Linked DNA regions of Homo sapiens: region 2 is linked to region 1. A link is a loop called in an ENCODE intact Hi-C map of the cell type or tissue named here. Cell type or tissue: right lobe of liver. All regions are shown on one strand. Each heading gives the region's core, and the rest is flanking DNA. Links, peaks and the distances in the headings are about the cores only. Region 1 overlaps PAPPA (pappalysin 1). Region 2 holds the start of LOC107987014 (a long non-coding RNA gene).

Region 1 (5,000 bases), core at 1-5,000:
ATAGTGATACAGGGTGGTGATAGACATGTACTGTCTGTTCTTATGAGGCTTACAGTCGAGTGGGGGAGAGTACCATTGGAGGTTGACCTCAGAAATGAGTCATACTGTCAACAGTGATCATTGCCATGAAAAAAAATTAGATCAACAACTAAACAACCAAAAACAGTATTAGGACCTCAGAAAGACTCAGGAGAAAAGAGAGGCTGTGCCCTCAACAACTACATGTGGGAACTATCAAGAAACAGCCCAAGTGTCCTGTGGCTGGTACAGAAAGATGGCTGGGTCAAAGACTGACTACATCTGTGCCAGATAGCAGGTGCTCATCAACACTTATACACTGATGGTGGAGACTCATGAAGACTGAAGGTCTACTGGAAGAAGTAATACTGGTATTGTCTTGAAGATCAGAAAAGAGAAAAGGACAGGGACAATAGGGAGACATTTCTACCTGTAGGAAACAGTGTGGGCCAAAGTGAGGAAATCTTACCAGAGTCTGTCTACACACTCAGAGATAGATTGAGACCAATTTCTGAAATGCAAAATTGTTGTTGGTCTTTATTCTGAGAGCATCAGAGAAAGAGGTTTGTCTGTTTGGGGGAATAGTGAAAAATAGGATTTTAGGAAGATGAATCTGGTGATGCTTCACAGGCTGTATAAGGGAGCAATGAAACTTCTGGACCATGGGCCAGTTAGAAGAGTGTTCCAATAATGTAATTATGATGGATTAAGCACCAGCTTTGTTTTTTCATACCCTTTATGGTGCATAATAGGATGCTCATTTTACCAAGTAACAGAAGAAAAGCTCAGACCAAAATTATGACTTGCTCTAATCTCTGCTCCATGGTAGCAGAGTTGATATTTGAAATCATATCTCACACCCCAGCTTGGAAAGATAAATATCCCTCTCTCCTGTTAGTCTGTGAACTTGTGGATAGAATACTATAGTATCCACATAACTGCATGTAGAGCATTCATTCAATTAGAGTCTGTTGAGCACCTACTAAGTGCCACCATTATGCTAGGCAATATGTGATATATTCTTTTAAACTTTAAACATATGTGCATGAACATACACACAAGCAAAGTTACACAGAGAAATAAAAATGGAGTTGACAAGATGAGCCAAGGTCTGATTATAGCAAAACTGGGAGAAAGTTACCACATCAGGGAAGCTTCCTTTACTTCTCCAACAGTATTAATGGCTATTAATGTCTTGATCTCTGGAGTACTGAGAGGAAAGACCCCCCCCCCCAATATTTTTATTAGTGACATTAAATTGACATGTCCATGTGGCTTTGCAGGGACATGTAAAATATGTTTCTGAGCTTATTAGAAACAGTTCTCTCCTTCTTCTTCAATTCTGTCTCATTTCTCTGATACTTCCCATGTGCATTTGGTTTTACTTTCCTCACATACATCCTTCATGATGCCCATTTCTTGGATGCTTATTGTACACCATGCACTTTGAAAAGTGTTCTATGAACAGTGTCTTATTACATCCTTCCAACCAGAGCTGCCTCAAGGTCATCACAGAGCCAGAACTTAAAACAGCTGTATTCACTCCCAAATTGTGCTCTTCACTACCAGACTGTCCACTGTGCTTTCACTCATGCAAGCACCCTCACATGCATTTCTTTATTTCCCCTTAAATGCATGCATACATATAAGCATTTTGTCAACTTAATTGGTGCTTTCTACTTGCCAATCATTGTGCTGGCCTGGAAATATGAGTGGTCAGTCATTTGTTAAAATGTTGTACAGATGATTCAAATATGAGGTTAGGTGTGAAAGGGGATGATTAAATAACCAGTAAGAGAATTTCCAGCCCTGACTCTGCCTAATTCAATGAATGGTGAAGGGTCAGTCTTGGGGCTGCCATGCAGGGTATGACAGCAGGATGCACTGGTCCTTGACCATTTTCTGGCAAGTGGTATCATTGTCTCCAGGCTTGATGAGTGAGTGGAGAGAGGAGCTTGTAGATTCTCAAGTCATTAAAATGACCGAAGGAAAGATCTCTCTTCCAAGACAGCCCCAACATCAGCCCTCCTTAGTCCACCAGGATCTGGTTTGTGCTGTGCAACTTTCAAGGATGAACAATAGTTCATATTGTTATAGTGTACTTCTTTGACCCCATCCCCCACCTCTTCTTTCTCCTTGATCTTTTTTTCTTGTCCTTCCCCACTTCCTTTCTTACGTTGATGTGCACCAATTTTATATGCACTGATTTCATCGACAATGTGTGAAAAAAGAGCAATAAACATGCATCTTCATTTCAGAGAACAGTGTCAGAAAGGAACCTTTATGTGTGTGTTTAACAGCACAAAAAGGGGGGAAATAATCCCAATTCTGAAAAAGAAGGAAAGATATTATTTTTTGTTTGTTTGTTCATTTATTTGTTTGAGACGGAGTTTCGCTCTTGTTGCCCAGGCTGGAATGCAGTGGCGCGATCTCGGCTTACTGCAATCTCTGCCTCCTGGGTTCAAGTGATTCTCCTGCCTTAGCCTCCTGAGTAGCTGGGATTACAGGCACACATCACCATGCCCAGCTAATTTTTTGTATTTTTAGTAGAGACAGGGTTTCATCATGTTGGCCAGGCTGGTCTTGAACTCCTGACCTCAGGTGATCTGCCCACCTCAGCCTCCCAAAGTGCAGGGATTACAGGCGTGAGCCACCTTGCCTGGCCGGAAAGATATTTATTATTAACACACATTTTTAAAAAGTGTAGCTACAACAATCCCATTCTATGCAAATGAGCCTTTGGATTCTCTTACTAAATCCTCGAAATGGCACTATTTATTAAGTACTTATTATTATCAGTTTACATATGAGGAAACTATCAAGGAGATAAAGAGATTTTGTCCAAGGCTACACAGCTAACAGGGAGCAGAGCTGAGATACACAGATCAGCCTCACACCACTGTCCATGTGTTGTAACACTTGTTTTGTTGCCAGTGGCCATGTGCCAAGTGCTGTCACATTTGTTTTATCATTAGTTCCCCCACTACAACTGTCAGAGGAAGATGTATCATCCCCATTTTACAGATGGGGAGACTAATACTGGGAAAGGAGCCCTGACTTTCCCATCCATAGCTAGTAAATGGCAAAGCCAGCATTCGAACTCAGATTTACTGGCCTGTAATCCCCCAACCTTTCTACGTCCATGCAGACTGCTTACACATGAGCAAAGGAGGAAGGCTGGAGACACAAGAGCCAGAGGGAATTACAGTTTGCCATCCCAAATGTACCACATAAGTCTGTGTATTATTAAAACTTATGGGTTTCAGGAACCCTCAGGCATACTACTCTCAAGCTTGCCTCACATCTGGATAGCCTTAAATAGTTTACAAGGAAATATGCATACATTTATCTCTTTTCTCTCTCAGAAGACATCTGTGAAGTATACAGGATAAGATTCTTCATCCTAGTGTACATGTGGGAAAACTAAGGTTCAGAGAGGTGAATTAACTTGTCTGATGTCACACAGCTAGTAAAAAAGGTGAACAGACCCATTTAGTGAGGGTGCTTTCAGATAACAGTTCCTGGCAAGGAAGAAGAATACAGGCAGGAGAACAGACACAGGTGCCATCAAGGGTGTTCATTCTACTGCTCCATGCCGTCCTGCAAAAGGAAATCTGGTCCTCCTCCTACACTTGCATGGCCAACACATGGGAAACACCTGAGCTAACCCTGACTTGGAGAATTGTTCCATGTGGTTACTTTCAATGCTCCTGCCTCTCTTGAACAAGACACAGAGATGTCCAGAACCCAGTATAACTTGGTATAATCCTCCAGTCCTGTATGTCTCCCTTTAAGCCTCCTCCTTCCACTGAGCCTAAGGCAAATCTTTTGACCCGGGGTGGACCCGGAGGGATGAGGATGCTGAGGAGCAGTCCCCCAGGTACCCTCCTCGGTGATATCCCAGCCTTCCTCTGAATGCCTGATGGTGCTGAGTCCTCCAGGTCATTTTGGTGGGTCTCCCCCCCGACTGAACCAAGTGCAGGGACCATGGGTATACTTAACCCAAATCTGTCTGTTTTAATCACTGTCCTCTGGACAGATAAAAGCTTTCCATAGGATTGCTCTCTCAAGCATTCCTCTGTGGCTTTGATACTAGTGATTAAATCATGGAAGGGAAAGCAAAACAAAACAAAACAAAAAAGGGACCAGCTCCAACCTTTAGCTTTTAATTTTTTTAGCCTCATGAAAGAAACCAGATTGTTGACCTAAATTCCCCCTTTCATCCCCTCATCCTCTCACCTCTGCTTGTATTCTCCTGGCAGATGTCCCACAGCTAGTGGGCATCCTTTAATTGAAGGGTCTGAAACTGCCTTTTACCCTGCCCCACAATGACCTTACATCTCCCGCAGGGGGAACCAAGGCTGGGATACCTGTAATCGCTGGGATCTTGGAGTCACAGAATGTGGATGGAAGGGACCTCTGTGACCATGTGGTCTAACACTCTTATATCCTAAGGAAAGGAAGTGAGGAAGCCCAGAGTAGGGAGCTATTCACCCAGGGACCACAGCACAGCATGGCAGACCTAGACATTAGAGCCTTCATGGTGGATTGAGAGCACCAATCCACCATGGAAAGCATCTTGGTGGGGAGCTTTGGCTCTGGAGTGAAAGAGATGAGAGTTAGAATTGTGATTCTCCCAATCCCTCGCTGGGATCCTTGGAGGGAAAATCAATTAACCTCTCTACATCTCAGTTTCCTTATCTGTCAAAAGAATACTAATAAATCCCACTTAGTCTGTGCTTAGTAAAGAGACTACTAAATAGAGGCTTTCAGAAAGTGTTTGTTATTATTATCATTATTTATTTAAAAATACCACTTTTTCACAGCAGAAATGTCCTGGTGGAGTTTTTTCTCCTTCTATATCTACTCTCCCAATGAGAGAAAACAAACAATAATACGAATTGCATATAAATTGTCATCCTTTGCTAATTATCTCCACCCCGCCGCCCCCAGACAGTGATGGCAGAAAGTCAAATGTTATC
Region 2 (16,173 bases), core at 5,679-10,678, 390 kb after region 1:
AGTGAGACACAGAAGAAAAAGCCAGGGCTTGAGTTTGTCTGAGCCTCAGTTTCCTCAGATGTAAAAAGGATATGAGAATATACCCTTCTACACAAGAATGATGTGATAACGAAATAAATTATCTAAATGGCCTGGCACATGGTAGATACTTAAGAAATGCTCATTCTCGTTCATTTAATATTTATTGAGTGTCTACTATGAGCCAGTCACTCTTGTTGGTGCTTAGAACATACCAGTCAGCAAAACATGCAACAGATTGTTGCCTTTATGCAGATTACATTCAAGGGTAGGGAAGCAGTTCTTACCCGACTCTACTTTATGTGCTTCCTTGCCAGGCAATGACAAAGGAACTTGCCTCCTGGTGAAGCCTACAACCTGTGGGACTGGAGGAGATCTCCCCTCCTCTTCCATATGTGTTAAATGTTGCAATCAGAAAGACCCTTGGAAACTCCACTCTGGGGCATTTGTTACACTGTAAATCCCTTGCCCTAACCTTATTCCGTCCCACAAACCAATTTAGAGAGCTGAGACCTTGGATATCTCATCAGACCAGATGGACGAGAAAATCATCTAGGGAGAGGAAATTCAACAAACATATGCTGAATACATCTCTATGCAGAGTCCTATGCTTCTGGTGCTGAGAAACAGGCTGAAGCACATACACAGTTTATTTCACAACTTATTTGGAAGATAATTCTTTTCTGAATTAAATTATGATCTATGGTCTTTTTTCTTTACTCTCAACTTAGTGTGTTTGTGTATGTACATGTCTAACTGCAGAAGTAGGAAGTATGATGATGGGGATGTTGTCTGTGAATCCAACGAGAATGTTACAAAATATATGGTGTATGCACTGCAGTGCCTTTCTAAAAATCCAAAAAGAAATTCTGAATCCTGATCACATCTAATACCAAGGACTTTGGATAAGGACCTTTAGTACTAATTTCCTTATTTTGCCTGGGAAGCTGAGCTTCAAGGAACCTAAGGAACTTGTCCAAAGTTACACAGCTAATAAGTAACAGAATCAGGATTTGAGCCTGGGAAGTTTGACTTAAGAACCTGTATTTGTGGCCTTTATATTACTCTGCCTTCTTATTCCTTGAACTATTAATATGAGCCAGGAGCATTTTCTTCTTCCTCTTTCTTCTTAGTTTACTCTTCACAACACTCTAAAAGGCACTTACTATTATTGCCGCTTTTTATTGATAAAGAAACAACTGTACAAAGCAATTTTAAGGTCTTGCTGGTTAATAAGTAGCAGTACTCGGATTTGAACCCAGGATGGTCTGGCTGTAATTCTATTATTTGTAACTATTGTACTATACTGCCACAGGCCAGTGAGGTCCCAAGTGGGTTGCAATTAACATTGTAAATGTTAATTGTGTAGTTAACAATGTGTAAATGTGACTTACACATTTCTTTGGCTTATATACATTGCCTCTCTTGCCTCCTTGCAATTCATTCTCCACATAACAGCCCAGTGGCATTTGTAAAGTAAAATCTCATTACATCACTAACTCACTAGCTCCTTCACTCATTCCATAAGCCTTCATGCCAGGCACTTTTCTGGTAACTGCGGAGGCAGTGATTAATAAAATAGTCTTACCCCTTACGGAGCATCAAGCCAGCCAGTCCCCAGATTTCCATTATATTTAGAATAATTCCAAAAACCTTAACATTAGACCCAGTGGATCTGGACTTCCCTATCCTTCCTCCCTCTTCTTCTTGTTCTTCCCCTCTCTCTCTCCTCCCTTCATAGTAACCTTCAATAAGTTTGTCTATCAGTCCATCATTCCAGCTTCCCTCCAGCCTCAAGTCTTTAGCACAAGTGAGCTCTTTCTTCTGGATGGTTCTTCCTTATACATTCATTAGTTTTATAATTCAATTGATGTGTTTGTCTCCTACTAGACTGCAAGTGCCATGTGGTCAGAGCTATGCCATATCCTCTTGACATATCTGTCTTTAACCTCTAGCAAAATGTCTCTGGGACCTGGGAGGCATTCAATAGATATTTTTTGAATAGCTGAAGGCATGAACATTATGTTAGGTGCACAGAATTTAAGTATCAATATTTGTGTCTGGAAGGGAGGTAGAGAGGGAAAATAGTCAGAAAGCTTCTCAGAAAAAGTTAAAGTTATTTAAACTACACATCAAAACTGGTATTTGGCAAAGCAGCCAGGAAAGTTTCCACAAGAACAAAGAAAAATGTACATGTGTTGTTATGCTAGGATGGGGTAGACATAGAGATATCTAGATGAACTCTGGGTTAGTTTGTAAAGATGAAGCTGAGAGAGGGTGTAGGGAAAATAAGGCTGGAGGACTAACATGTTGAGAACCAATGCTTTAAGAGAGAGAGAGTGTGTCCCTGCTTCAAACTCATCCCATGAGCACAAATCGTCCAAACACTCGCACCCAGATTCCCTCTTGCCTAATATCCTCTAATCTGGTATGCATCGTGATGCATTTGGTCATCTTCTTATGTCTGTCTCCCCTGCTATGCTAGAAAGTTCTTGTGAACAATGGCTAGAACTTAATCATCTTAGCCTCCTCAATGCCTTGACTGAAAAGGGCCCTTGGTAGAAGTTCAATAAATCTTCATTAATTTAAATGAAATTCAAGTAGAATAAAATATATTGAGGTAAAATCAGTTATATTTTTCTCATTTCTCCACTATACCAGTTATCATCTTCCACTCCCTAAAGTTTGGCTGGATCATCAGGTGCCAGGTTGAGAAAAGCCATTCCAAATCAACACAAAGGAATTACACAAATTTACACCAAGGAGACAAAGTAGACTACCAAAGAGAAAAACAGAAACAGAGAATGACTTTGAGAAAGACACAAATAAAATGAGAAGGAGAAAACAAGAGTCTCCTTGTCAAAATCTAAAGGAGCCTGTTGGAGTCTCCCACAGCCCCAGGGAGCAAAGATAAAGATCCCATCCCTATGAGTATCAAGCTGCATCTATTACATACCACAACTAATTTAATTGTTACAGCATGAACTGACCTGCCAAACTTTTATTGTTGAGACTATTTGAGAAGGTAGCTATGGAGGGTAAGAAGGAAAGCCATGTCTTTGTCCTCCACTGGCCTGGGACATAGGTGTCCCCTTTTCATTCCCTTGACTTCCTCTCAATTCACACAATTAGGATTCTTCATATTCCTTTAGGAATTCCCTAATGGCCAGGAAAATGTTAAAATGTTGGGTAATTTCTTCTTCCTGAGAAGCCCTTTTCTCCGCAGGCAAGCGGGAGGTAGAAATCAAAACCAGGGTGGCTGCCACAGGCGATGAAGCTAGAGTGAAAGAGGTTGGCTGAGGTTAAACCAAAGAACAGTCCAGAAGATGGGAGAATCCCAACAAATTTTCAGTCAGTATTTCCCAAAGTGGGTTCCTGAAAATTGTTCCTTTAGAAAAAGCATCATAGTCAAGCACATTTAGGAAACTTTCCTTAATTCCCCTCTCTTTGAAATTCACAAGCCCCTTTGACATATTAAAGTTTCTGTAAAGTCAGTGAATAAAGAAACCTGTTTACATTTGATTAACCAACGTTTTTCCAAACTAACTAGTCCCAGAACTGTTTTTATATTCTACGGCTCATATATTAGCATTCCACTGGACTAATGTTCTCCTGTGTGAACTTTGGAGATCAGGTTAAGGAGAGGTGAGCATAACCTTGACAAGTTAAAGCATGCTTCTTGGGCTGGGCACGGTGGCTCACATCTGTAATCCCAGCACTTTGGGAGGCCTAGGCGGGCGGATCACCTGAGGTCAGGAGTTCAAGACCAGCCTGGCCAACATGGCGAAACCCCATCTCTACTAAGAAAAAAAATACAAAAATTAGCAGGGTGCCTGTAATCCCAGTTACTCAGGAGGCTGAGGCAGAAAAATTGCTTGAAACTGGGAGGCAGAGGTTGCAGTGAGCCGAGATCATGCCATTGCACTGCAGCCTGGGTGACAGTGCGAGTGACTGCCTCATTAAAAAAAAAAAAAAAAAAAAAAAAGAATGCTTCTTGGAGAAAGCAAAGGTTATGCGTGATTTTGAAAAATGAAGGATGAAGAGGCACTGATTAAGCTGAAGACAGAGGGAAGGTTCGGAAAGCTCATGTGTTCATTTAACACTGCATTTAATAAATATTCATTCAGTGCCTACTCTGAGCCAGAAAGTATGCTTGGTCTTAAAGACACAGAGGTGACCAAGAGAGGCATAAGCCTTGCCCTCATGGAACTTGCATTCTGCAGGAGAAGAGATGTAAGTAGACCATTGCAGAGTAATTTTTCTATCTGGTATGACAAAAGAGAAGGAGGGTCTAAAGATTAGGTAAGAATTCTCCCAGCCAGGCTGGGTGCGGTGGCTCACACCTGTAATCCCAGCACTTTGGGAGGCCGAGGTGGGCGGATCATAAGGTCAGGAGATAGAGACCATCCTGGCTAACACGGTGAAACCCCGTCTCTATTAAAAATACAAAAAATTAGCCGGGTGCGGGGGTGGGTGCCTATAGTCCCAGCTACTCAGGAGGCTGAGGCAGGAGAATGGTGTGAACCCGGGAGGCAGAGTTTGCAGTGAGCCAAGATCACGCCACTGCACTCCAGCCTGGGTGATAGAGCGAGACTCTGTCTCAAAAAAATAAAAATAAAAATAAAAATAAAAATAAAAATAAAAAAATTATCCCAACAGAATAGCAAGGAAAGAATTTGCAATAGAGAGAACCACATGAACAATGATCTCTTTGTCATCCTCAAACACATCAGACGCGCTTCCATCTCAAGGTCTTGCACTTGCTATTCCCTCTACCTGAGATGCTCTTTGTTCAGGTCTCTCATCTCCTTCCGATCTTTGCTCCAACATTGCCCTTTTCTGACTTACTTATTTAAAACTAGACAGCCCTTTCCCTCATCTAGCATAGTTGTCTTTTTTTCTGCTTTTCTTTTTCTTCTGTATCAATTATCAACATCTGATAAAATATTTATTTTGTACTTTTTTCCTTTTCCTGTCTCCCTTTCCTTCTAGAATCATCTTTTAGAGCTGAGTGAATGGTGTCTCTGGATTGCATCTGCAACCTGACGTTCCAGAATGCTGGCTCCATGAAGACAAGGAGTTTTCTCTCTTTGGTTAACTGCTGATACCAGTGCCTGGTACATAGTAAGAACTCAATAGATATTTGTTGAATAACTGAATTGGTAAGCAGATAAAAAGCATGGGAGATTTTAAGGACAAAGAAGAGAGGTAGAGGACAAGCATTTATATACCATAAACTCTTTGCAAAGCACATGGATTACAGAACTAGTTTAAGATTGATATTTTGTCTATTTTACAGTTGAGTAAGTGGAAGCTCAGAATGGTAAAGTGACTAACCCAGTGCCACACATCAAATAAGTAGAGAAGTCCAGAGTCGAACCTAAACCTGATTCAAATAGTTAAAATGACATAGGCCTGATTAACTTTTAGTGATCTCAGGTGGCTCTTTGGGTCTTGCTCTTCCATGTTAATGCACTTCTCCCCTGAACTAAACATGTAGCTTTCTGAGGTGGCCCAAAGTGCATGGAACTGATTGCCTCCCAGTCATGGGATGGATAAATGATGGCATGGCAACCCTTGGGGCTGGAGATGACTCAGCAGACCAGAGCTGGAAAAAGAGCCCACCTCTCCCCACCCTAAACATCTCATTCATTCTCTAATGTCAGGTGCCTTGCTACCCCCATGCTGGGACAGTTAATAGCTCACCCAATAAACGGGTGTGTAACAAAGTCTACTGCAAGGCCATCGTTACTTGCAGTATCAAGTAATGATACTTGCATCAACTTTGGCTGATCTCTGTGCTGGCCACATGATTAATTCCAACTGGTTGTTGTCCCCTGCCTGGGGTCATTCAGAAATCCTTCACTTCTTGGCTGATAGTCTACAGATTCCCAGTGCTTGTGAAAGGATTCGAGAGTTTTCTTCCTCCCTCCCATTCTTCTTTCCTTCATTACTTCATTTATTTATTTTTTCATATAGTCATATATAGATCTAGTTATTCATTCATTCATGGATTCATTTATTCATTAATTAATTTACTCAAATATTTCTATGATACTAATTTATAATCTGTATTCATTCATAAATGCATACACAGATTCAGTTTCTTAATCAACTCAGGTATTGTAAGGGATATGATGAGAGTTATCTCATCTTGGAGAAATCACTTAACTCCTCTAAGCATCATTGTCCAATTGAAGGAGGTAGACTTAGAGTACAAACCTAAGCCAGCTAGAACCAAACGCCTCATTCAACTCAATAATTCCTTGAGTTTAAGATATGTAAGACACAACACTGCCTTACAATATTTTCTAGTCTATTTCATATATTTTCCATCCCAACCTAGTGTGATTCATATGTTTTCCATCCCAACCTAGTATACACATGCATGTATATATGACTGAAATGCAAGCTTTATGAAAAAATCCTTAGGCTTGCCACAAACACACACACACACACACACACACACACACACACACACACACATATGCCCCATACTGAGGAGATTAACAAGTAAACAAATACATTCAGGATAATGTATGTATAATACATTCAGGATAATGTTTTTAAGACACTGTTTCTCTCTCTCTCTCTCTCTCTCTCTCTCTCTCTCTCCATATATATATATATATATATATATATATATATATATATATATTTATTTATTTATTTTGAGACAGTGTCTCACTTCATCACCCAGGCTGGAGTGCAGTAGTGTGATATCGGCTCACTGCAACCTCCAGTCACACCCTTCCCTCCACCTGCCCACCCATTCCCACCCCGGACCCCAAGCTCAAGTGATCTTCCCACCTCAGCCTCAGTCTCCTGAGTAACTGGGACCATGGGCACACACCACCATGTGGCCTGGCTATTTTTTTGTTTGTATTTTTAGCAGAGACAGGGTCTCGCCATGTTGTCCAGGCTGGTCTTGAACTCCTGGACTCAAGAGATCCACCTGTCTCAGCCTCCCAAAGGGCTGGGATTACAGGCATGAGCCACCACACTCAGCCTACATCCTATTTTCTTTTTTTAAATGTTGGCTCCAATCCAATAAGTTGACTTTACAACCTACTAATGGATTATGACCTGAAGTTAGAAAACTATGGTGTAGAAGATCTAGAGAGAGACCTTCGATTACAAGTACATATAACACAAGCTGGATACTTGGATACTGTTTTAGACTCTTCACTCATCTTCCACATCCAGCAGCCTTCTACATGTGTAAGCTCTGTCTCTTACATAGCCCTCCAGTCCATCCTCCAAGCTGCAGCCAGTGATCATTCTAAAATATGCCTCTGATGGAAAGTCTGTAATAGTCTTCACTTGTCTACACTATAAAAGAAAAAAACAATAAATGCATCTAATTCCTTAGTCTTGTCTGGCCTTGATTTCTCCTCCAGGGTCATTTCTCACTAATTCTGCTTTTGTATCTCATGTTGAATCAATGTTGAGTCATGCACAAGTCCTTGAATCTTTCATGTTCTTTCATATGTTGGGCCTTTGCTTTTGAAGATTTTTCTGCCTGGAATTCCCATTTCACCCAATACTGGGCTCATTCCAGGATCAGCTCAATCCTTTGTTTTTCTATGTAGCCTTTACTGACAGCCTCCTTAGCCATCATCCCCTTACTTTTCACATTATCCTGAATATATCTGTTTACTTGTTAATCTCCTCTGTATGGGGCCCATAAGGTCCAGAACTTTATTAATGGAAATTTCTCCATCCCCAGGACTCAGAACAGTGTTTCACATAGGTTAGGTGCTTAGAAAATATTTCTAAAGGTATATGTAGTGACCTGGATCAACAGGATTTGATGTGTCAATACCTGCAGCGGAATTGATTCACCATGCGGAAATCCAATGGCAGGGGGCTTAACTAATCAAGAGCCCTAGTCTGAGTACTCTGAATTTTAACCCTGCATCTGCACTGAGGACACACTTCCTACAGGCTGTTCCTAGCCAACGACTGGGCATAGCAGGGATACTAAGGCAAGCCCATTCTGGGAGATACAGGAATCCTCAGATGGCAGACTGTCTTGAGGATTCCCTTAGGCTGGGCAGCAGCCTGGGATGCTTCTGCACAGCCTTCCTTCCCACTCTCCTTCACACAGGGTCAGACTCCCCCCAACCTGATGGCTCCCACCCAGCCTTCACAGCAAACTCCCATCTTCTCTCACATAGGCCTTTCCCTTAATACAATCCTTTGATGTTTTATCCCATCTCAGCATCTGCTTCTCAGAGGATCCAAGCTAACACACTATCCTCAATGTACATATGAAGGAACCAAGGCTGAGAGAGGTCATGTGACTTGTGAACAATTGATAAGACTGAGGTTCAGTTGAGTGCTGGTAAATGTTTAACAACTTGGCTCTCTGTGGGAAGAGAGGAAAAGTGCCGATTCATAGCACTGGCTGATTTCCAACATATAAATACTTCCACCCTGGCCAATTTCACACTACCACTGTGATTTACCTGAACGTGGACTTGGGAAGATATGTGTGCAGTTGTCCTCAGGAGCCAGACAAGCTGGCTGTAGTGCACCTCTGTGAGGCTGCAAGCCTAGGCTTCTGTCTCTCTGGGTGGCACCCTTGACAGCCCTCCCCAGTTTTTCCCCACTGAGTGCTCTTCTCAGTTGGCGGGGTGGGGCGCCAACAGCCTATTCTGGGAAGTCTCTGTCCAGTCAGTGGGCTGGAAACCTTGTGGACATGCAGCTTCTCCCTGGGTTCAGGGGGTGGATAGGGGCTCTCATGTCCCTAAAAATGTAGGCTCTGCCAGATGGGGAATAGTCACAGGAGGCTTGTGACATCAAAATGGCCTTGGAGGACCCTTCTGGCTGTAGCATGGAAGATGGATTGAAGGAGTGAAGGCAGAAGACAGCAAGACCAGTAAGAGGTGGTTTAAATAAGAGACATAAAGTAGTGGTGTGGGAACTATTTCACGAAGAAGATGAAGGAAGGACGGTTGGCAGGCAGAAGGCAGGACAGATCATACTACTAGTTATTGAATAACTGCTAGTTATTGAAACTGTACTGCCTGCCAGGCTGTATGCTAGGCACTTTCTCATTTTACACCCCTCTCCCAAAATGTCAAGGTAAGAGTTATTATCTCTGCATCCCAGATATGAAAACCAAGCCTCAGAGAGACTGTGCCTTTAATAATAACCATAATGAAACAGGTAGCAAAAATAGTAGCTAACATTCACTGAGCCTCTACTGTATACATGAATATTATTATCACCTCACTGTAAAGATGCGATTAAACAGCTAACAAATGGTGGAGCTGAAACTATAATTCAGGTACTTAGTCTCTTGGTAAAGGCCTAAGTATTCTTCTCTAGATGTCATTAATAATTCAGATGAAGCCCCCAAATGTGGGATATACTCTCATTTCTCCTTCTCACCAGGATATTAGAAAATGTATAATGCAAAAAAAATTAAGAAATGATTCTGAGATCCATTTAGCAGGTAGAAAACCTTCCTATTGGGACAAGGATGCTTTGCATTTCAATTCAATACTGTACTAGTGGACTAGCCTATAGTGAGCTCATCACATGGAAAGAGTTTTGGATATTTTTTTAAATTTTTAAATTTTAATTTTTATCTTTTTTTAGGAGATGTTAAGTAGATGAAAGACCAAGAAAAGCGAGGGAGAAAATTCAATATATTTGAGAACAAAGGCAGCCATTAACCTGTCCATCTTCAGAACCTGAATCGGTAGCCAAATCTCAGCAGACAGAGCTACGTAATGCCAGATAAATCTTCTTGCTGAATGAGAGACCCATCCTACCAGCATAAACAACATTTGAACACTCTAGCCCCCAGCCTTACCAGCCAGCTCTCCATTCTCTACACACAGAGTCTTTGTTGGGACACTCCAGGCCAGTTATTTCACCATCCTGAGTCTGGTCCCTCTCTGAGGCCCAGGGACATATATTCAGTTCAGGTTTGAATTAAGGAAAGATACTACTACCTTGATGGGGGATCAGGACCACAGGACCAAATTGAACCAGGCAAGACTGAAGGGGCCAAGGGATAGAGGATCCCCCTCCCGAAGGAGCCAACTGGAAGGCAACAATTGGATGGCCTGTTAAAGAAGAAAGAAGCTTAGGACAGGGAGAATGCCACTTTCCAGTATTACAAAAATATCCTTTAGGCAAGGTGAGGCCTTTTTTTACTCTGACACTATTTTTTTTTAAACCAACCCTGAAAGAAAAATGATAGGGTCAAGGTTGGTCCAAGGAACAGTAGGTAGGGAAGCAGATGAGAGGTTCAGAGCTCTGGAGTGTGAGCAAGATATTCTTCTTCTAGGCACCTGAGTTACCTTCTTTCTAAATCAGGGCGAAATGTCCCTTTTCATGTTTCCTGAGTAGTCAGGGAAGCAACGAACCAAAGTCATTGGGAATTAGAACTAAGAATCAGACGGGCCTCGTTTGCATGCCAATGGTGTCACTGGCTAGCCGTGCAACCCATGGCAAGCCACTGCAAGTCTCAGAGCTTTGGTTTGCTTGTGTGTGAAAATGACAAATATAGTGCAGGCCTAACAGAAGCATGGTGAACATCTGATGATGCAATATGTGCAAAGTGCTTAACGTAGTTCCTGGCACAATATTAAGTACTTCATAAATGTTTGCTGTTATGATTATCAATCAAAACACAGCAGTAATAAATTAAGGCATGTTATTAGACCTTAGCTTTCCTACCAGTAAAGAACTAGACAATCTCAAGTGTTCCTTCCAGCTCTGCTGTTTATCTGAAAATTCACGACAGACACTCAGTGATACAGAAATGTGTGCTCCAGACCATGTGAACTGGAGAACAGAATTTGGTTCTCTTCAGCTTCAATTCACATTTGGGTTCATGTGTTTTGCTGCCTTCCTTCTTTTCTCTACGTATTGACACCTAGGAAAACTCAAGATGCCAGAGATCCCTGACACCTGGCTCATATGGTAGGCTGCGTGATGATGGAGCCGAGAGCTGAACCGCCCAAGGACAGAGGGCCTCAGCAGGAACTTTGGGAATCAGCATATTGATACCTAAGTGGAGACCTCTTTCCAGACCCAGAAACTGGAGCATGCAAGGCCTTGGGGAAATGACCAGCAAGTTCATAGCCCAAGGTTTCTCTGACTGGTTGGAGAGTCTAATGTATTCCGTCATGCCGTCTAATTCAGAGTCTCCTTGCTTTGACTGTCTGTCTCCTGCTTCTGTTGGCTCTTGCTCAAGATGTGAAAAGTCATTGGAGATGCTTATTACCATGGGGTGGAAAAGTCAGGGGGCTTTGAAGCAGATTACTCGGTTCGAATCTGGGCTCCCTAACTTTGTTGTCTTGAGCAGGTGGTTTCACGTTTCTAGCCTTGCTTTCTTTATCTGAAGCATGAAGCTGATAATTTCTACTTTCCAAAGTTGTTTTATGAGCTTTAACTGAGATAACTGATATACAGTGCCCAGCACAGTTCATATAGTGGGTTTACAATTAATGTTCATTCTGCCCCTTCTTTCCTTATCAATATAAGAATAACCAAATCCTATATATTTACTTAACCCTTTCTCTCTTATTGTATAAGTTTTAAATTTTATATCTCTATCACCTATTGTTCTACAGGTTTTAACATGAGGGCTTTTAGTCTCTTTTTTTTTTTGAGACAGAATCTCACTCGGTCGCCCCGGCTCCAGGCTGGAGTGCAGTGGCATCATCTCGGCTCACTGCAAGCTCCGCCTCCCAGGTTCATGCCTTTCTCCTGCCTCAGCCTCTCGAGTAGCTGGGACTACCGGCGCCCGCCACCATGCCCGGCTAATTTTTTTTGTATTTTTAGTACAGACGGGGTTTCACCGTGTTAGCCAGGATGGTCTTGATCTCCTGACCTCGTGATCCACCCGCCTTGGCCTCCCAAAGTGCTGGGATTACAGGCGTGAGCCACCGCGCCCGGCTGAGTCTGTTATTTCTATATCCCAGCACCCTGCATTGATCTGGGCCAGGATGGTTGCTTGAGAAAGTGTGCTCATCTGAATCTGTTTCACTCAAAATCCTGTGATTCCAAGTAAGTTTTATTTGTTTAGTTACATAATAAGCAACCTTTGCTGAATCCTGTACCATCCTGACCTGTCCTGTCTTTTCTGGCAGAACAAGCTCTGTTAGGATCACTCACATGTTCTCCTTTTATTTTTTAAAAAAGGTATATTTTTAAAAGGAAGAAGGAGATACATCCTGAGAGTTTTGGTAATTGTTTCTTTGCAACATTTGCTGCCTAGAGAAAGTCAGATATGAACAGTAAGACACTCACAGGTCAGGATTAAATGAGATGGGGAAGATTGGAGCTGATCTCCCTGGAGATGAAATGGAAGCTGCAAGGACTCAGATATGATTCGGTGCCACTGCCCCAGATGAGACTGAGGCACAATCCCTGGCCCCACGCTGGTGGTTTCCTCTCCCTGGGGCACCATCAGCTCCTACTGTAGCCATCAAGTCTATGTGGTTTCCCCAAGGGAGCCACCTGAAATCACCTTGTTCTTTGCTATCATGACCGAGGCAGAGAGGGGAAAGAGACCAAGCTGAGCACTCAATCTGGACTCCAGCCCTCCTTCCCTGGGTCTTCTCACTTTTCTTCTATTCTGTCTCTTTTTCCATCTTTCACAACCCTTTCTCTTTCCCTATTTCTGGCCTCTCCCTCTTTTCTCTTTTAGAAACATTTACTGAATTACAAGTGCTTTTGATCCATGTGGAGTTATGTCCATACGGTGAGTGTGAGTATTTGGTGTGTGCTGTGCTGTGGGTGCTACGTGAGTGGATGCCATCTAATGTGTCTGTGTCTGTTTGTGCTGGGTGGATCCATGTGGCACACGGTATGTATATCTTTACAGTATGCCTGTGGGAAGGTGGCTATGTTTACGCATCTGTGTGCCTGTGCTGTTTATCTATGATACGCCTCTTGAGGCATCTGTCATGTGTTGAGTACAAGCTGTGTGTTGTCTGTGCGTGGCATGCTATCCCCATGGTGTGTAACTTTGTATGTGTTGTGGATCTACTGTATGTGTCTGTGTGCTTCCCGTGTGTGTGTGACCGTGTCTCTTTGTTATCTGCCTTTCGTTGGCTGCACATAGCTTGAATGTCCCTGTTGGGTGATGTGCTCACATGCATGTTTATATGTGTTGGTATCTGTGTGTTGCCTTTGTTTTTGTTTAGCTGGCTGAGGTGACTGCATTGTGTATACCTGTATGGGATGGATTGCATTCATTTGTGAGTCTGCACCCTATATGATTTCTCTAAATCCCCTGGCTGCATGCTGTGTCTGTGTGGGGTATGTTGCATTTGTTGTTTGTAGGTACAACTGCATATTCTGTGTGTTCCCCTGTGTCTCTGCCTCTGTGAAATGTGTCTGTGTGTTTTCCCTGCCAGCTCCTCCTCCCCTTCGGGTGCCCCAGCCTCTCTCCCTGCCTTCTCCTCCCCAGGCTGTGACCACTCTCAGCTGACACCTCCGCTGCTCTGGCAACCCAAGAACAGCCTGGAGAAAGGTCAGCTGGCCGCCTTCCCCAGGGCCTGCCTGGATCCTTGGACCCCAGTGTTGCGTGGTGTGGGAGCGCCCTCTGTTGGCTGTATGGGCCATGAACACCACTGGAAACAGACTTCCTCTTTCCCTTGCTGCTCACCCCTGAGACTTCCAGCCTTCTTAATAAGGGACTTTAGGAGAGGAATGGGTAGGGTCGCCTATAATTTGCCGTTGAAAGCGAGATGTTTTGGAGAATGAAAGAGGGTGTGAATAAGTGCACTGAGATACTGAGTATTCGGCAGATGCGTCTTAAGCAGATGGTGAGGAAGGCTTCCCTGACCGCCTACTTGGGTCTCAGCCCCATGGGCATAAGCCAACAAAATGTGTGCTAGCCCTCACTGGTGAAAGGGTCAGCTATTCCCAATTTATGTTTGAGGAAGTCAGAATCTCAAATCTATGCTTACCCAATGACTTCACGCTTTCCCTTGGGAATAATTTCCCAAGACCCCAATTTCCCCTTTGCAGCAGGGACCCAAGGTGGAGACCCAAGGGTTCCAGTTCCAGAAAGAGGGAGGACTGAAATGTTTCTAGGGGATTTAACAGAAAGAGGTCAAAGGCACTCTTGTGAGAAGAAAGGGAATAGTTATAGAGGTACCCAGGACTTGTAATGCCCCAGGTGCGTGACTCTGACAGCCTCAAGAGGAAGAGAAAGGTGCTGTGTGCACACATGTGGGTACATGCGTGCACACATGTGGGTACATGCACACACACACACACACACACATATATACACACACACACATCAGGAGGCAGAACATCCAACAGCCTGCATGGCTAATATCGTGGGGTTTGAGAATATACACATTTACTATTTCCTGCGTTATAGAAGAAACACAACCAAAGGCACCATTTTATGCAAAAACATGAGTTTTCATTGCATTCCTTGTGCTGGTGATTAAAGAAGAGGCTCTGATAAGCAATGGCTATTCTTTAACTCAGGATGACAGCTCCAGGTGAACCAAAAGACCACTTGGCCCAATTGGTCGAAAGTGTGTTCTTCAGAACATTACCTCCCATGAGACATTAATAGTTATTTGAAGGTGTGGCCAAATAAATTTGAAAAATACAGGATTAAATAAAGTTAAACAGATTTTTTTTCTCATGGGATATCTCAGAGCCTTTAATATGATAATGTCTTATGAATTTCTAAGAAAGGAGGAGACTGTACTCAGCATTTCACAAAAGATATGAATAATGGATTTTTTTTCCAGAATGTTATGGGACAAAATTCTAAATTTACACATGGGCAAAGCAAGACCCCAAGTAGCATAATTCAGTTATTATTAAATAACTATTTACTACAAGAATCATGTTTTTTGTTTGTTTGCTTTTGCTTTTGTGTGTTTGTTTTAGTTAATCTCTTTGGATCTTGTACTAACCTACACAGGTAGGTACTATGTTATCATGTTAAATGACAGATGAGAAGAGAGACTCAGAGAAGTGAAGTGGTTTGTCCCAAGTTATGGCATTGGTCAGTGACAGCAACACTCAATACCAGGCACCTCTCTATAAACCATATACAACTTCCACTTTGCCAACTCCTGTGAGTATGATTTTATAGAAAGTATAAAATGTGGCAGTTGTCCCCAAAGCCATACGTTGTACTTAGAATTGTTTTTAAAATCATATAAAAAAGAGAAACATGGTATAAAAAATGTGGACAAGAAGTGGCATTGTACATCCAAGGTGAGAGGACTGAGTGAGACCTGGGAGAATCGGGGAAAACTTCCCAGGGGAAGTGAATTTTAGCTATGCTTTGAAGGATAGAGGAAGCTTAGTTAGATCAAAGGTCAGCAACTTTTAAATATGAAGTAGCTGGTAGTAAATATTTTCTGCCTTGTGAGCCACACAGTCTCTGTTGCAAGTGCTTGACATTGCCATGTAGTGTGAAAACAGCCATAGATAATATGTAAATAAAAGGACATGGCTGTGTTCCAATAAAACTTTATCTACAAAACAGACAGCCAGCCCATGGGTCCTAACTTGCCAAGCCTTAAGTAAGAAGGAAAAAGGTAGGAAATGTGGCCTTTTTTGGCTACAGGAATCACTTTTTAAAAGATAGTGAGCAGTATACTCAAAGGCCAGTGCCAGGCCCCAGACCTGCTCATAACTGTTCCCTTTCTGTCTCCCACTCCACCCAACCCCACTTCAATTGTGTTCTAAGCCCTGAGGGTGAGCTTATTGCAGCTATGCAAAGAGAAAGCTGCCTGCATTTGAGATAAGCTGAATAAACAGCTCACTGATCCCAGTGGAAGGTGCTTGTGAACATGTGCCTGGATTTAGTCTGTTGGGAAGGCAGAGAAAGACAACAAATCTAGTTTCCTCTTGAAAAAGAGATTGGCCTTTTCTCCTTTCAATAAGTCAAGGCCAATGGTAAAATGCTTGCCCGTTTCTACCGACTGTGTGTGGACCACCTCCCCCTTTGCAGGTAGCAAAGCCAACGTGCAGAAGTCCCAGTTTCATCAGATGTATCAGGGCAACATCTCTGCTATTTTATCTGTAGCACAGACCCCATGATGTTATTCCTTTGCACATTAAACTTCAGTAACCCTCCAACTGGTACGGGCTCAAAATCAAGTGCAGCAGCCTGGCATTCAATGAAAGACAATGTACAGC

Evidence for each region. A loop is a pair of places that touch in the nucleus more often than their neighbours do. Peaks named below come from ENCODE experiments on the same cell type or tissue, not always from the same donor. Only the 100,000 strongest peaks of a DNase experiment are listed, where the experiment ranks them.
Region 2: it touches region 1 in a loop (3-fold over the local background); 14 of 110 quality-filtered maps call a loop at or near these places.

What each region holds. Positions count from the first base shown.
Region 1 is chr9:116,175,725-116,180,724 of GRCh38, forward strand. All of the region lies in intron 1 of PAPPA (pappalysin 1), which reads left to right. Among named protein-coding and RNA genes, the nearest start is that of PAPPA, 24 kb to the left of the region's middle. In right lobe of liver, for the core only: no CTCF peak of the experiment used is centred there; a DNase peak (open chromatin) is centred at 2,947.
Region 2 is chr9:116,558,755-116,574,927 of GRCh38, forward strand. All of the region lies in intron 19 of ASTN2 (astrotactin 2), which reads right to left. It overlaps LOC107987014 (a long non-coding RNA gene), which reads left to right and starts at 8,872. Exons shown (of 3, transcript NR_171890.1): 1 at 8,872-9,108; 2 at 9,628-10,174; 3 at 10,920-11,176. It overlaps ASTN2-AS1 (ASTN2 antisense RNA 1), which reads left to right. Exons shown (of 12, transcript NR_033973.1): 12 at 3,245-3,539. In right lobe of liver, for the core only: no CTCF peak of the experiment used is centred there; a DNase peak (open chromatin) is centred at 8,537; H3K4me3 peaks cover 380 bases; H3K27ac peaks cover 1,921 bases.